4 separate regions of the Homo sapiens genome follow, and regions 2, 3 and 4 are each linked to region 1. The links are chromatin contacts, found by Hi-C or POLR2A ChIA-PET in ENCODE. All regions are on one chromosome and are shown on one strand. The core of a region is the stretch at or near the end of the contact, and the rest is flanking DNA. Distances in the headings are between cores, read along the strand shown.

Region 1 (2,972 bases), core at 172-2,671:
TGAGCAGGTTTGGAGTACCTGAATACAGTGGAGGAAACAAGAATTCTCTTTGGGACATACTCAGTTTGAGATCATTTCAGAAATGGAAGAAGTTGGTTATACCAGTCTGGAGTTTGAGGAAGAGGTCAGGATGGAAGCGCATCTCCCGTGACTTACCTTACAGTCCATATGTATACCAATGAATGAAATATCCAACTGATTGGCTTGTGGTTGCCACGTATGATGTTTACGTGTGACGTTTTGTGGTTTGGTGCCTTTGTGTCATCCTCTCTGCTGGGAACACCCCTTCAACTTTTCCACCTTTGGCTGAGTCTTGCCCTTTAAAGGTAAGCCCATGAAACATGGAGAAACCCTCTCTACTAAAAATACAAAATTAGCTGGGCGTGGTGGCACATGCCTGTAATCCCATCCACTCGGGAGGCTGAGGCAGGAGAATCGCTTGAACCCGGGAGGCAGAGGTTGCAGTGGGCCGAGATAGCGCCTTTGCACTCCAGCCTGGGCAACAAGAGTGAAACTCCTCTCAAAAAAAAAAAAAAAAAAAAAGGGTAAGCCCAGCCATCCTCTCCTCAAAAAGCTTTCCCTGAAGACTGGGAGTCAGGAGTCTCTCATCTGTACCTCTGTGGTTCTGACCTCCTCATTAAAGTTGCCTAGTAGAGTCTCTAGGGCAGGGTCTGCCTAACTCATCTTTGTATGCTCAGGACCTTGCCCTGAGCCTGGCACACCGTTTGGAGCTATACACACACGCAAGGGCAGGAACCCATCAGAAGACCCACCCACTCAAGTAGAGGGCCGGGGAGGACTGGAACGACTGGAGAAGGGGAGACGGGTTCCAGTCACGTCCTCCGTGAACGTGAGACCCAGCTCTTCCCTCAGGGCCGCCCCCTGCCTCACCGCATCAGGGCGCCCCTCCACTGTCCTGGTTTACCGGTGAGCGGAGGGGCGCTAGGAGAGTTGACATCGGTTGTGGTGGAAGCACTGGGCTGTCACCCGCGGGGGAGGTAAACCGAAGCGTGCCCACCACTCGCGCGAAACCATGGGCAGTCAGAGCCACCTGTGGAACTGGCCTGGGCCGCGCCCTGTCCTCTGGCCCCCTCCCCCACCAACAGGCACGCGAGTGGTGAGCCAAGTTCGTCCAGCGCCGCCCCGGCGTCTAGGGCCCCGGCCCGGAGTAGGGGCAGGTCGGGCCCCCATGCGGCCACGACCGGAAGGCAGGCCCCTTGACCGGGCCCGTCGCTGCCCAGCCCCGCCCGCCCGCCCGCCCGCCCCCGCGGTACACACCGGTGGGAAGGAGGAGCGCCTCCTGCGCGGGCCGGGCCTCCGGGCTGCTGGCGCCGAGCACCCTCTCGGGCCGGGGCGGCGACGCCTGGGCCATGACTGTGCTGCAGCTGCGGGTGGCGGCCGGATAGCGAGATCCCGGAAGTGCCCCAGCTGCACTAGGTTTCGTTTTCTTAAATCTGGGCTGTCGCTTTGAGTCACTAGCCGGCCCGGGGAAAGTTGGGTGTGCAGAGAGGGGTTGTCACACACACTGCTCCAGATTCCAGTCTAGTCTTAATTTGAATAGCTTAAAAAACCCAAACGCCGGGAGCAGTGGCTCACGCCTGTAATCCCAGCACTTTGGGAGGCCGAGGAGGGCGGATCACGAGGTCAGGAGTTCAACACCAGCCTAACCAACATGGTGAAACCCCGTCTCTACTAAAAATACAAAAATTAGCTGGGCATGGTGGCGGGTGCCTGTAATCCCAGCTACTCCAGACACTGAGGCATGAGAATCGCTTGAATCGGGAGGCGGGGCTTGCAGTGAGCCGAGATCGCGCCACTACACTCCAGCCTGGGCTACAGAGCGGGACTCCGTCTCAAAACAAACAAACAAACAAACACACACAAAAAACAAACAAACAAAAAAACCCCAAACGCCAGGCTTCCCTACTCCACCCCCCACAACACAGCGGGAGAAACAATCACTCTCCTGAGGGTTCCTCCTAAAAACTATCATACTGGCCGGGTGGGCGCGGTGGCTCACGCCTGTAGTTCCAGGACTTTGGGAGGCCGAGGTGGGCGAATCACGAGGTCAGGAGTTCGAGACCAGCCTGGTCAACATGGTGAAACCCCGTCTCTACTAAAAATACAAAAATTAGCCGGGCTTGGTGGCGGGCGCCTGTAATCCCAGCTACTCGGGAGTCTGAGGCAGGAGAATCGCTTGAACCCGGGAGGCGGGGGTTGCAGTGAGCCAAGATCGCGCCACTGCACTCCTGCCTAGGCGACAGAGCCAGACTCCCTCTCAAAAAAAAAAAAAAAAAAAAAAAAATTATCATACCGAGTTTGGCTTAAATAAGCATATCTTAAAAGGACGCAGAATTAGCCGATCCTAAATCCAGTTGCCAGTAGCAAGCCTTTATTTAGCACCCATAGGGTACAGAGCACCATACAAGATGAGGTTTTCAGTGAATCTAACATAAATGCATATAATTATAGTTAAAAAATAAGTTGTTCTGGAAAAAAGACATATAATAGTTGGTGGTTTGCTGAGGAATTAAAGGAAAACTGGAGGTCTTCCACTTTCAGCAGGTTGTAAAGAGGAAGACTGCCAACTAGGGATAGCAGAAGAGAGAACATTAAAAAGGACAATTTGTATAGTCTTGACAACTATGAAATGAATTGCAGAAGAGTGTGGGGTCTGCAAAACAGGGAAGTGAGCAGACAGACCCTAGCAGCCAATTTTTAAATTTTTTTTTGCCCTCCATGCAGGAGGATGAAAGAGTATTTCTTGCCAGGCCAAAATGAAAGGCCCTTTATAAAGAGACTGACATTAGGGTGTTCCCCAGCAAGATAGCTCAGGTAGGTCATAGTAAAACAAAGAGCCCTTTACCACACTCTCAGCTTATAGTAAGCTTTTTGGTGTTCCACACTTAAATATGAGTAGACTACCAAGACCATTAACTCTGAGGAAAGCCTATAATGTGAACGACCAAAAC
Region 2 (2,972 bases), core at 254-2,753, 1.4 Mb before region 1:
AACAAGGATGAATCTTTCAGAGTGAAAGAAGCCAGACACAAAGGGTACACTCTTATTCAAACAGGCAAAACTAATCTCTGGTGACAGAGGTCAGCATAGAGGTTCCTGGGGCTATCTAGGAACAGGCATGAGGCGTTATTGGAAACAGTCTACATCTTGAACTGGGGGATGGTTACTAGGGTGGTGTATACGTATGAAAAGTTCAGTGAGTTGCATACTTAAAATCCGTACACTTTATGTATGTTTTATTTTTAGAGGCAAAAAATATTATTGACAGCCTGTCATGTAAACATTTTCAATAACCATCATAAAACTCTAAATTCCTGGGAAAGAATATTGTTATCAGAGTATATTTACTGCCACAAACACTGCATTTGCTGAGCTAAAGTCAAAACTTAATACAGGGAACAGGAGATGTTCCTTTTTTCCAATGTTACATATATAAAAAGACCAAACCTTTCTGGCTTGCACTCCCTAGGCCAAATTCCTTTAACTGTGTCATTTAATCGGTCCTTCCTTGTGTGGCACTGGCTGTCCACTGTCCCAAGCCCTCGCATGTCCTGGATGGCCGGTCATCATCCACACGGGGGCTGAAAGGCCCGGCTCCAGCACTCCTGTGGTCATCATCCTGCTGAATCGCTTTGAACTACCCTTGGCCTAACCGCGACTCCCATCCCGCTTCCCTCCTGCCTCGCCACTGCAGGCCTGTCCCTTTGCTTTCTTAAAACTGCGCACCGTCTGAGGCCACTTCGAGCCTACTGGATCCCTGGTTCCAACCCAGTAGGATCACAGAAGCAGGGCCAGCTGCCAGGTAGGGGACACCAAGGGCAGAAACCTCCGGGGCCCGCAGCGCACCGGTGACCGCGAACCCGCGTGGCTCCCCTCAGGCTGAGTCGGCTTCCACCCTCCCACCCGAGCCACCGGGGATCAGGGCCCGGGAAACACGCTCGGTCCTTTTCGGCGCTTCCGGGTTTGAAAACCGCGGCTTGCTATGACGTGTGACCAAAATGCGGGGCCAGCTGTCCCAGAGAGAATCCCATCCCGCGCCGGGCCGGGTAGTGGGAGCCACCGGGGTGGGGGGCGGCGCGCCCGGGGTCGCGGGCCGCTCCGCCAGTTCTTGGGCCGACCCCGCCGCCCGGGCGCGCGTGTTTACCTGAAACCAGGAACACGTGCTGCCGGGCGCCAACCCCGTCCCCGCAGTCCACGCCAGCGGCCATGCCGCCCGCCTCTTCCGGGGCGCCGCAGGCTCAGCGCCGCGGGCCTCAGTCTCCCAGCCCCGCCGAAAATGGCGGGAGAAGGGTCTGTTCCGGGTGGCGCGGCGCGCTGAGGGACCGGCAGCGCCCGGGAGGAGGCCCAGGGACCGAATTTCGTTTCGTTTCCGAGACCAGCCTGCTGCTCGTGTTACGTTTTTAAATTTAGCGCCAGGCGAGGGGCTCTGAATGCCGGCCGGTGGCCGCAGGCAACGGGAAGGGGCCGCGGCCTCTCCCTCGCGGCTCCGCTAGTGGTAGGTGCTCATCGCGCGCCGCAGGGCGCCGAGTGACGCGGAGCGGGGCGGGGTCGCCGGGGCCCCGCGCTCTGTGGCTGCACCCAGCGGCCCTCCATGGTCTAGCCAGCGGGCTAGGATTGGGTCTGCGGGGTGTGTGCCCGGACAACGGGTGACGCCCGCCACACCCCCGGGGCCGGGGGACTCACCTGGAGCTAGTCCGTGTTAAGGACAATAGCAGTCACATCGGAATCCGAATGCAACTCTTAGCCATGGTCCTCAATTATTTGTGAATATATATTGGTCATCAGTTGCATTCTGTGTTGCTATTGATGTGAGAATATGTGTGCATTGTGAGCTACAAGGGATGTCCTCAATTTGGACTCCGTCCTCATCACTAAAAGAGGTGCACAGTTTTGGGCTCAGAATATGAATTTGTTGTTTTGGAGAACGCTGTATACTGAGTTAAAAACTTAGACATTTATTTAAAAAGTGATGTTTAAAAAGTTAGAGCCATGAAATTTGGGGATTTAAACTTTTAAAAATAACATTTTAATTGAAAAGTGTTGTTTGGTACATGGTTTTTAAGAAGAAAGTACATATTCCTTTCATACTTTAGAGAAAAGCACGGGCCAGGCGCAGTGGCTCAGGCCTGTAATCCCAGCACTTTGGGAGGCCGAGGCGGGCGGATCGCCTGAGGTCAGGAGCTGGAGACCAGCCTGACCAACAAGGTGAAACTCCGTCTCTACTGAAAATACAAAAATTAGCTGGGTGTGGTGGTGCACATCTGTAATCCCAGCTACTACGGAGGCTGAGGCACAAGAATCACTTGAACCCAGGAGATGGAGGTTGCAGTGAACCGAGATCCCACCACTGCACTCTGGCCTGGGCTACAGAGCTGGACTCTGTCAAAAAAAACAAAAACAAAAAAATCCACAAAAACCTATTTTTTTTTTTTTTAAAGAAAAGCATGATGTATCTCTTTTATCCCAGATCCCAGGGGTAACTGTTAACATTTCTTCTCTATTCTTGCAGAATTTTTCCATGCAAAAACAAGTTAATGTCTTATTTTTGCACAATTGAAAGAATAATATACATAACTCATGCACTTTGCTTTTCATGTTTAATCTTGAAGATAGTTAAATTTAGCAGCACTAAATTTATCTCGGCCCTCTGAAAAGGTTTTTAACTTCAAACCTGTTTCCCATGGGGTGAGACCAATACAGCTGCAGTTGATTGCAGGACACAGCTGGTGGAGAAGAGGCCTTTCTGGCTGAGGAAAGGCGCCTCTTGCCAGTTTTGGGGCAAGGAGCAGCAGATTGGTACTGCTCTGATCTTCCCTCTCCCCCAAAACGACTGTAGAAGATGCTGTGGTGTATAGCACAAATCCCCAGGCACACCATCGTCTTACTAACAGCTACAGGAGCACCCCATTATTCCTGTAGGATGGGATCCAAAACCCCCAGTGAAGGCCTAAAACCGCAAATAG
Region 3 (2,972 bases), core at 140-2,639, 1.2 Mb after region 1:
ATGACAATTACACTCTTTCAATCATAGCTATTTAACCATAAAGTAGAAAAATCAAGAAAAGTAAGATGTTGTAATACAATAAATACTTCCCTTCAAGATCTAGTGCATTCGTATGGACTTGCTTAAATTTAGATTCCACTTAATAAGGGAAAACGAAAATTTCCATTTGCGCACAGAACCACTAATTTTGTGCCAAAAACAAAGGCAAAAAGAGGGGACACCAAGATCCTTGCTGGTTCAAAGTCAAAAGGCAAAATGGAAGAAATAATGAGACAAGCCGAAGCCGACTAACACGCAAGAAGAGTTCATCAAACAGGAAAAAAAAAAGTTTAGAAACTTTCAAGCACTTCTGGTAAATGTCTCATGAAAGTTTTGCCCATGTTTCAGTTCCTCTAAAGAGTTACGCTCCATCAATCACTACAGATGGCTTTGAGTCCCCAAGGCCTCGATGCATTATTGTTCTAAGGAAACGCCGCAAAGCTCCTGAGCCGAGTATCCTGTGGGCAATGGACACTCAGGACCCTGCGCTTCTTGTCCAAGGCTTTCTGGTCGGCCTCTCCCACAAATGGACTTCAGATGCAGTGCACGCCCGGAAGAAAATACTTCCCAACTGTTGCATCGCGTGAACCAAAACAGAAAGTCAGACGACCACCGGAGTACTCCAATTCTCCGGTGAAAAACTCTCCCACAGACACCATTTTTGTATTTTTATTTTTCATTTTTTGCGTCTGATGGACGCTCGCAACGACCCTCTGCCTCCGAGCCTCACAAGAGGGAACTGCACCTGTCACTTCGCTCAGGACCCTAGCCCCACCCGCCCGACACCTGTCAAGTTGAAGCCGAGACCCCTCGCCCAAGAACCCAGAATCCTGTCACCATTCTGCAGACGCTCCGCCGTGGCGGGGGGCAGGGAGGGCGCCTCCTCCCGCCGGGACCCGGCCCCTGGCGAGGACGGATCCCCGCCGAGCCGCCTTGGCGCCCGCCCTACGCACACCCGGGGCGCCCTTCCCGCGTGAGGCGACGGCGGCTCTGCTCGCTCACCTGACGAGAGGCAGGTCCTCCGGGCCGCTGTCCTGCTCTGGGTCCTCCTCAGGAGGGGGCGGCGGCGGCGGTGCCGGGGGTTCCGCGGCGGCAGCGGCGGCGGTGGCGGCCGTTTTTCGGGGGGTTTTGGGCGGCATGACGCCTTTCCGCGGCGGGAGCCAGCGAGCTGTGGAGGAGCGCCGGGGAGGACGACGCGCGCGCACGTCGGGGCACGCCCCGTCCTCTCCCGACTCCCGTTACAAAAATAATTTCAACGTCCCCTGAGAAAAACCGGACGCGCCCTCCCCCGCCCGGCAACTGAGCGCCGCGTCCAACCGCGGGAAAACGTCACTTCCGCCCGCGGCGTCACGTCCGCGAGGCTCCCGGGCCCGCCGGCGTCTGTGGGGAACTGGGGCGCTGGTCGGTGCGCGGGCTGGGACGCTAAGTCATGAGGAATTAAACTGGGAAACCTGGCGTGGGTCCAGGCGCCTTCCAGGAGGCATCCGGCGCGGCCCGGACGTGCTTCTACCCAGAACCACCCCCTCCAGGCCGGGGTGCACTTAACGGGGCTATACAAAGAGTCTGGTGGGTGACTGTGGGCCTCATCCCTATCCCGGGGTCTGATAGGGAAGACTCTCGGGCCCCGCAGGGAATATCTGGCTAGTGCACCCTCGGCGGGAGCGCCACTCTCCCTCCTTGGGCGGCGCCCCCCACCTCTCATCCCGCCCAATCCGTTTTGCAAAGTCGGCCAAAACAAAAACAAACTTGGAGCGCTGATAGGTGCGGAACTTTACCAGTCACTTAGAAGATAGAAAATGTTAGACACTTGCTGGCCTTTTGGGATCACTGGTTAGGGAAAGGAAGGGAGGGAGCTGTGGGGAATGAACGGATAGTAGTGTAATAAAGGATTGTAGTGGTGTAAGAACGGGAAGCACCGTGGAAACGTCTGAGGAAGATTTTCAGGGGAGCAGTAGCTGCTGAATAGAAGTCTGTCAGGCAGGCCTGACATTTACTATGTACCAGGAACTGTGCTGGCCACCTTACATAATTGTCTTATTTAATCCCCAGAAACAGCCTTTTTTTTCTTTTTCTTTCTTTCTTTTCTTTTTTTTTTTTTTTTTTTACTTTAAGTTCCGGGATACAAGTGCAGAACGTGTAGGTTTGTTACATAGGCATACGTATGCCATGGAGGTTTGCTGCACCTATCAACCCGTCATCTAGGTTTTAAGCCTTGCATGCATTAGCTAAGAAACAACGCTTTCCAATGGGTAGTATTAGCTAGTCTACGTTGCAGATGAGGAAACAGGCTCAGAGGAGTTAATTTGTCCAATACCAGGGCCGATGGGTAGCAGAGAATTTGAACTCAATTCTATTTGATTCCACTTGTCCATTATATTATGTTTGATGAAGAAAACAGTGACAGAGAAGGAGCATGTGCAAAGGCACAAAGACATCAGAAAAGAGCTTGCTGGGACTACCACCATCAAACATTGGCTTAAAGCTGTTATCACTTCTGTGTCTCGGTATTTGTACCAATAGATTATCTAGTTTGAATACATTTTTTTTTCTCTTTGGCAGACACTGTTATTGCCCATCTGAACTCGTCAACTGAGAAGGAAAGAGATGGTTTATGCTGTGAATAAAATACAGTTGTGCTGTGATGTAAATCCCCTCATCCTGGAGCAGCTGAGCAAGGTCTAAGGCAGGAAGAACCTTCAAGCAGGTCATGGCTGTAAGCCTCCTGAGTTTATCCCAGCAAGTTGTATAAGGGATTATCTTTTTATCTGCATATTATGACATATGTGAGGATGTGTAAAGGTTTGGCAAGCACTGGCCTACTCAACAGCCAGTCCTACCTAACTTCAGAAATCTTTCTTGTGGGCAAATGTCAGGAGATAGGGCCCAGGCCCAGGTCCAGCTACAAAGAATGAATACAATTAAAGTGCTACTTC
Region 4 (2,972 bases), core at 226-2,725, 1.1 Mb after region 1:
TTTACATCAAAACACAGGAGATCTTTAAATTACTAACAACATAACCTTCAATTTAATTTTCTTTTAAAACTGATAATTTTCCAACTAATTTTACCAATTATTGTTAGCTCATATTTTAATAGGACATAAAACCTATGAATCATAGGTTTTATATATAAAAAAGGTAAAAAGGTTTTATATATAGTACTTTACGAACAGAAGCAATTTATTTAAATAAAAATGAATACTACTTAAGACTTAGCACTAAAAAATTATACCATTTGATTTATATGTCATATAGGTAATTTTTGCTAATGGCCAAAATTATTGGACAAAAATTACTATACTTTATGTTGTGGTCTCATAAGACTTCCTGAGATGACAAAGACTGAAACACACATGATTCAATATAATCTTAGCTACCTAAAACGAGGGGAAAAAATGGACCTGCATTTAAAGAAAAATAAAGCAAAGGACACATATAAATAGTTTCTGTAGGCCAAGAGTGGCAGCTCATGACTAATCCCAGCACTTTGGGAAGCCAAAGCAATAGGATCACTTGAGTCTAGGAGTTTGAGACCAGCCTGGGCAACAGCAAGACCCCGTCTCTACAAAGAATAAAAAAAATTAGCTGGGTGTGTTGGCTCACACCTGTAGTCACATCTACTAAGGAGGCTGAGGTGGGAGGATCACTTGAGCCCAAGAGTTCAAGGCTTCAGTGAGCTATGATTGTGTCATTGCACTCCAGCCTGGGAAAACAGAGTGAGACTCATCTGTTTAAAAAAAAAAAAAGGTTTTCTACAAGGGATTTCTTTACCACTCTCCATCCCTTCCCCAGGCCATTTGTTCTTCATTGGAACTGAAATGTGCAAACGTTTATTTTCAGAAGACCCCGTTAAAATATGTGGGTTCAACTAAATCAGATGCCAATCTAAAAGTGTACACTATTAAAGGTGTCTGATATTCCTATGAAAAAGATAATGCAAAAAAATTATATTTTCAAGAACAGATAGTAAGTTCAGTATTGGATTAGTGTATCCTATGTTCATTTTTGTTTATGACTCATGTAAAAGACAAGTAATTTCACTTCTCCACCTTTTTCATCTTAATGTTTAAAAGAAAAAAACTAAATGATAAAACCTAATATAAAAACTATCATTACTTAATATGTAAATTTAAAAACTTTTAGACAATTAAATTATCTTAAAATAAGAAAAGGGCATAATGATAAAATGACCAGACTTAAAAGATAGCAAGACAGATTTATGTTAGTCTTTGAAGAATTCTTAAGGAATATAATCAAAATCTTAAAGATAAATTTGTTGTTATATTTAGTGGAGATAAGAACCACTGAAACTTAGCAAAGTAAGAAAAGGCTTTTTTGAAAAGGCTAAGAAACAAATCCAGCTGTTTCCTATTCTACGTTTCCTTATCATGTTCTAAATCTAGCACTTACAGGAAGACACCAAAAATACCTTTGATATTTGGCCATTTCTGAGAAAAGCTGAAAATATGAAGACCCAATTAAGTAAATTAGTAACAACACCAAGGACCACAAATGTGTATGTTGAAACAGACTGGGTCGTGACAGTTCAGAGTTTTTAAAACATGCTATAAATAGTTGGAAAAATGAAATGCCAAAAAGTTGTTCTATTTTATAATTAAAGGTAAGTAAGCTTAGATGATTGAAGCATAATTGCCTTAGAGTAGTTCTAAAATTTTAGTAAACTCAATAATTAATAACAGCCTTTTATTTTGCTGCAGAAATTCAGAAGCCACACTAATTAGGATCGATTTCTCCTATTTCTCTTCTTTGTTTCTTGCATATCCAGAATTCTAGAGCCCTTCCTCACAATTCCAGTTAAGATTTGACTGTAAGTTTACAAACTGAAAATTCTAAAACTAAATTCAAGTAATTATCTAACATCATGACTCTTTATAAAATTCTCTGAATAAGAGTATATGTGCTTCCATCCCACAGGTTAGGTACAGAGAGTATGTCCTAGCTATTCTTCTACCATTGCTACTTCCCTTCTTGTTTGTACTTGAATAGTGAACTAACACCACCCTCAGGGTAATTACTGACATGATTCATAACTAAAGCAACATAACAAATTCCAACTGTAATATAACAGTGAACACTGCCCATACTTAACAATGCTGGAGTCCCATGATGCCTTTTCCCCCTGAACTTTTTCCATTTTGAGAAGGTGATGGGGGAGGAGGGGTGCCTCAAGAGAAGAGAAAAATTCTCTGTACTTATAGTAAGCCAAGATAAACAGGTTAATACTGTGTAACTGAATCCTCGGTTCTCTGTTCTTATGAAATCACTGTATAGCAGAGGAAAAGGAATGAAGGGTACTAACAATTAATTGTTATGTTTCTAATTACTATTCTCATAAATGCTCATTTATTCCTCACAACAACTGAAAGTTATCCCTATTTTACATACAAGGAAACCTGAGATACAGAGACATAATTTGTTCAGAACCACACCAAAGCAAGTTACATGACATCTCTGGACCTCAGGTCTCTTTATCTATAAAATAGGGATAGCAGTGTTTACACTTCCAGGCTTCTGTGAATATTAAGTAAGATCCGCTAATTCAAAGTCTAGGCCCTTTTTGCCATAGCATAGTAACACTCACAAACACAAAAATACAAACACAGATAAAACATGAGCAAATAAACGAATCATGACAATGCACATACCAAACAGTAAACTAATATACACTAAAAGGCAACATAGAGGCTAAAAGTATAGTCTCTGGAACCAGATAGCCTGAGTTAAAATTCTGGCTCTGTCACCAACCAGTTTTGTGGACACAGGAAAGTTTCTCCATCTGTGAAACAGTGATGACAGAATCTATTTCATAGAGTTGTGAGAAGTTATGAGTTAATACACTGAAGCACTTTTAACAGTACCTATAATAGGACATATGCAAAAACATTACCTATTATTACTTCTACACTGAAATGTCACACACATAAAT

What was found. Hi-C counts contacts between places; a loop is a spot of excess contacts on that map. ChIA-PET counts read pairs that join two places held with the same protein, here RNA polymerase II (POLR2A). Pooled maps may share reads with other maps.
Region 2: a loop to region 1 is called in a map of B cell, with 3 times the contacts of the local background. The contact joins the promoter of RNASEH2B here to the promoter of PHF11 in region 1. A Hi-C loop is called at or near these places in 2 of 168 maps with a recorded cell type or tissue (B cell and CD8-positive, alpha-beta T cell) and 7 of 50 pooled maps.
Region 3: a map of CD8-positive, alpha-beta T cell shows a loop between it and region 1 (6-fold over the local background). The contact joins the promoter of RB1-DT here to the promoter of PHF11 in region 1. A Hi-C loop is called at or near these places in 1 of 168 maps with a recorded cell type or tissue (CD8-positive, alpha-beta T cell) and 7 of 50 pooled maps. POLR2A ChIA-PET finds 5 or more read pairs at or near these places in 1 of 52 experiments (activated naive CD4-positive, alpha-beta T cell).
Region 4: a pooled map shows a loop between it and region 1 (2.3-fold over the local background). The contact joins the enhancer-like site here to the promoter of PHF11 in region 1. A Hi-C loop is called at or near these places in 3 of 50 pooled maps.

What each region holds. Positions count from the first base shown.
Region 1 is chr13:49,494,402-49,497,373 of GRCh38, reverse strand. PHF11 (PHD finger protein 11) reads right to left here and starts at 1,421. Exons shown (of 10, transcript NM_001040443.3): 1 at 1,279-1,421. The coding sequence starts at 1,372. All of the region lies in intron 12 of SETDB2-PHF11 (SETDB2-PHF11 readthrough), which reads right to left. SETDB2 (SET domain bifurcated histone lysine methyltransferase 2) reads right to left here. Exons shown (of 14, transcript NM_001160308.3): 14 at 2,371-2,972. RefSeq lists enhancers at 840-889, 1,380-1,619, 1,930-2,615 and a silencer at 1,080-1,359.
Region 2 is chr13:50,908,322-50,911,293 of GRCh38, reverse strand. RNASEH2B (ribonuclease H2 subunit B) reads right to left here and starts at 1,503. Exons shown (of 11, transcript NM_024570.4): 1 at 1,154-1,503. The coding sequence starts at 1,217. It overlaps RNASEH2B-AS1 (RNASEH2B antisense RNA 1), which reads left to right and starts at 582. Exons shown (of 3, transcript NR_046552.1): 1 at 582-811. RefSeq lists silencers at 749-798, 1,009-1,248, 1,259-1,688.
Region 3 is chr13:48,302,119-48,305,090 of GRCh38, reverse strand. It overlaps RB1-DT (RB1 divergent transcript), which reads left to right and starts at 1,389. Exons shown (of 3, transcript NR_046414.2): 1 at 1,389-1,800; 2 at 2,599-2,752. RB1 (RB transcriptional corepressor 1) reads right to left here and starts at 1,340. Exons shown (of 27, transcript NM_000321.3): 1 at 1,042-1,340. The coding sequence starts at 1,178. RefSeq lists enhancers at 329-398, 639-688, 763-1,486, 1,487-2,212 and a silencer at 899-1,188.
Region 4 is chr13:48,400,179-48,403,150 of GRCh38, reverse strand. All of the region lies in intron 17 of RB1 (RB transcriptional corepressor 1), which reads right to left. It also overlaps a transcript of LPAR6 not described here. Among named protein-coding and RNA genes, the nearest start is that of LPAR6, 11 kb to the left of the region's middle. Within about 2 kb of position 1,475, at least 10 of the 41 ENCODE cell types and tissues checked have a DNase peak (open chromatin) inside an H3K27ac peak, as active enhancers do.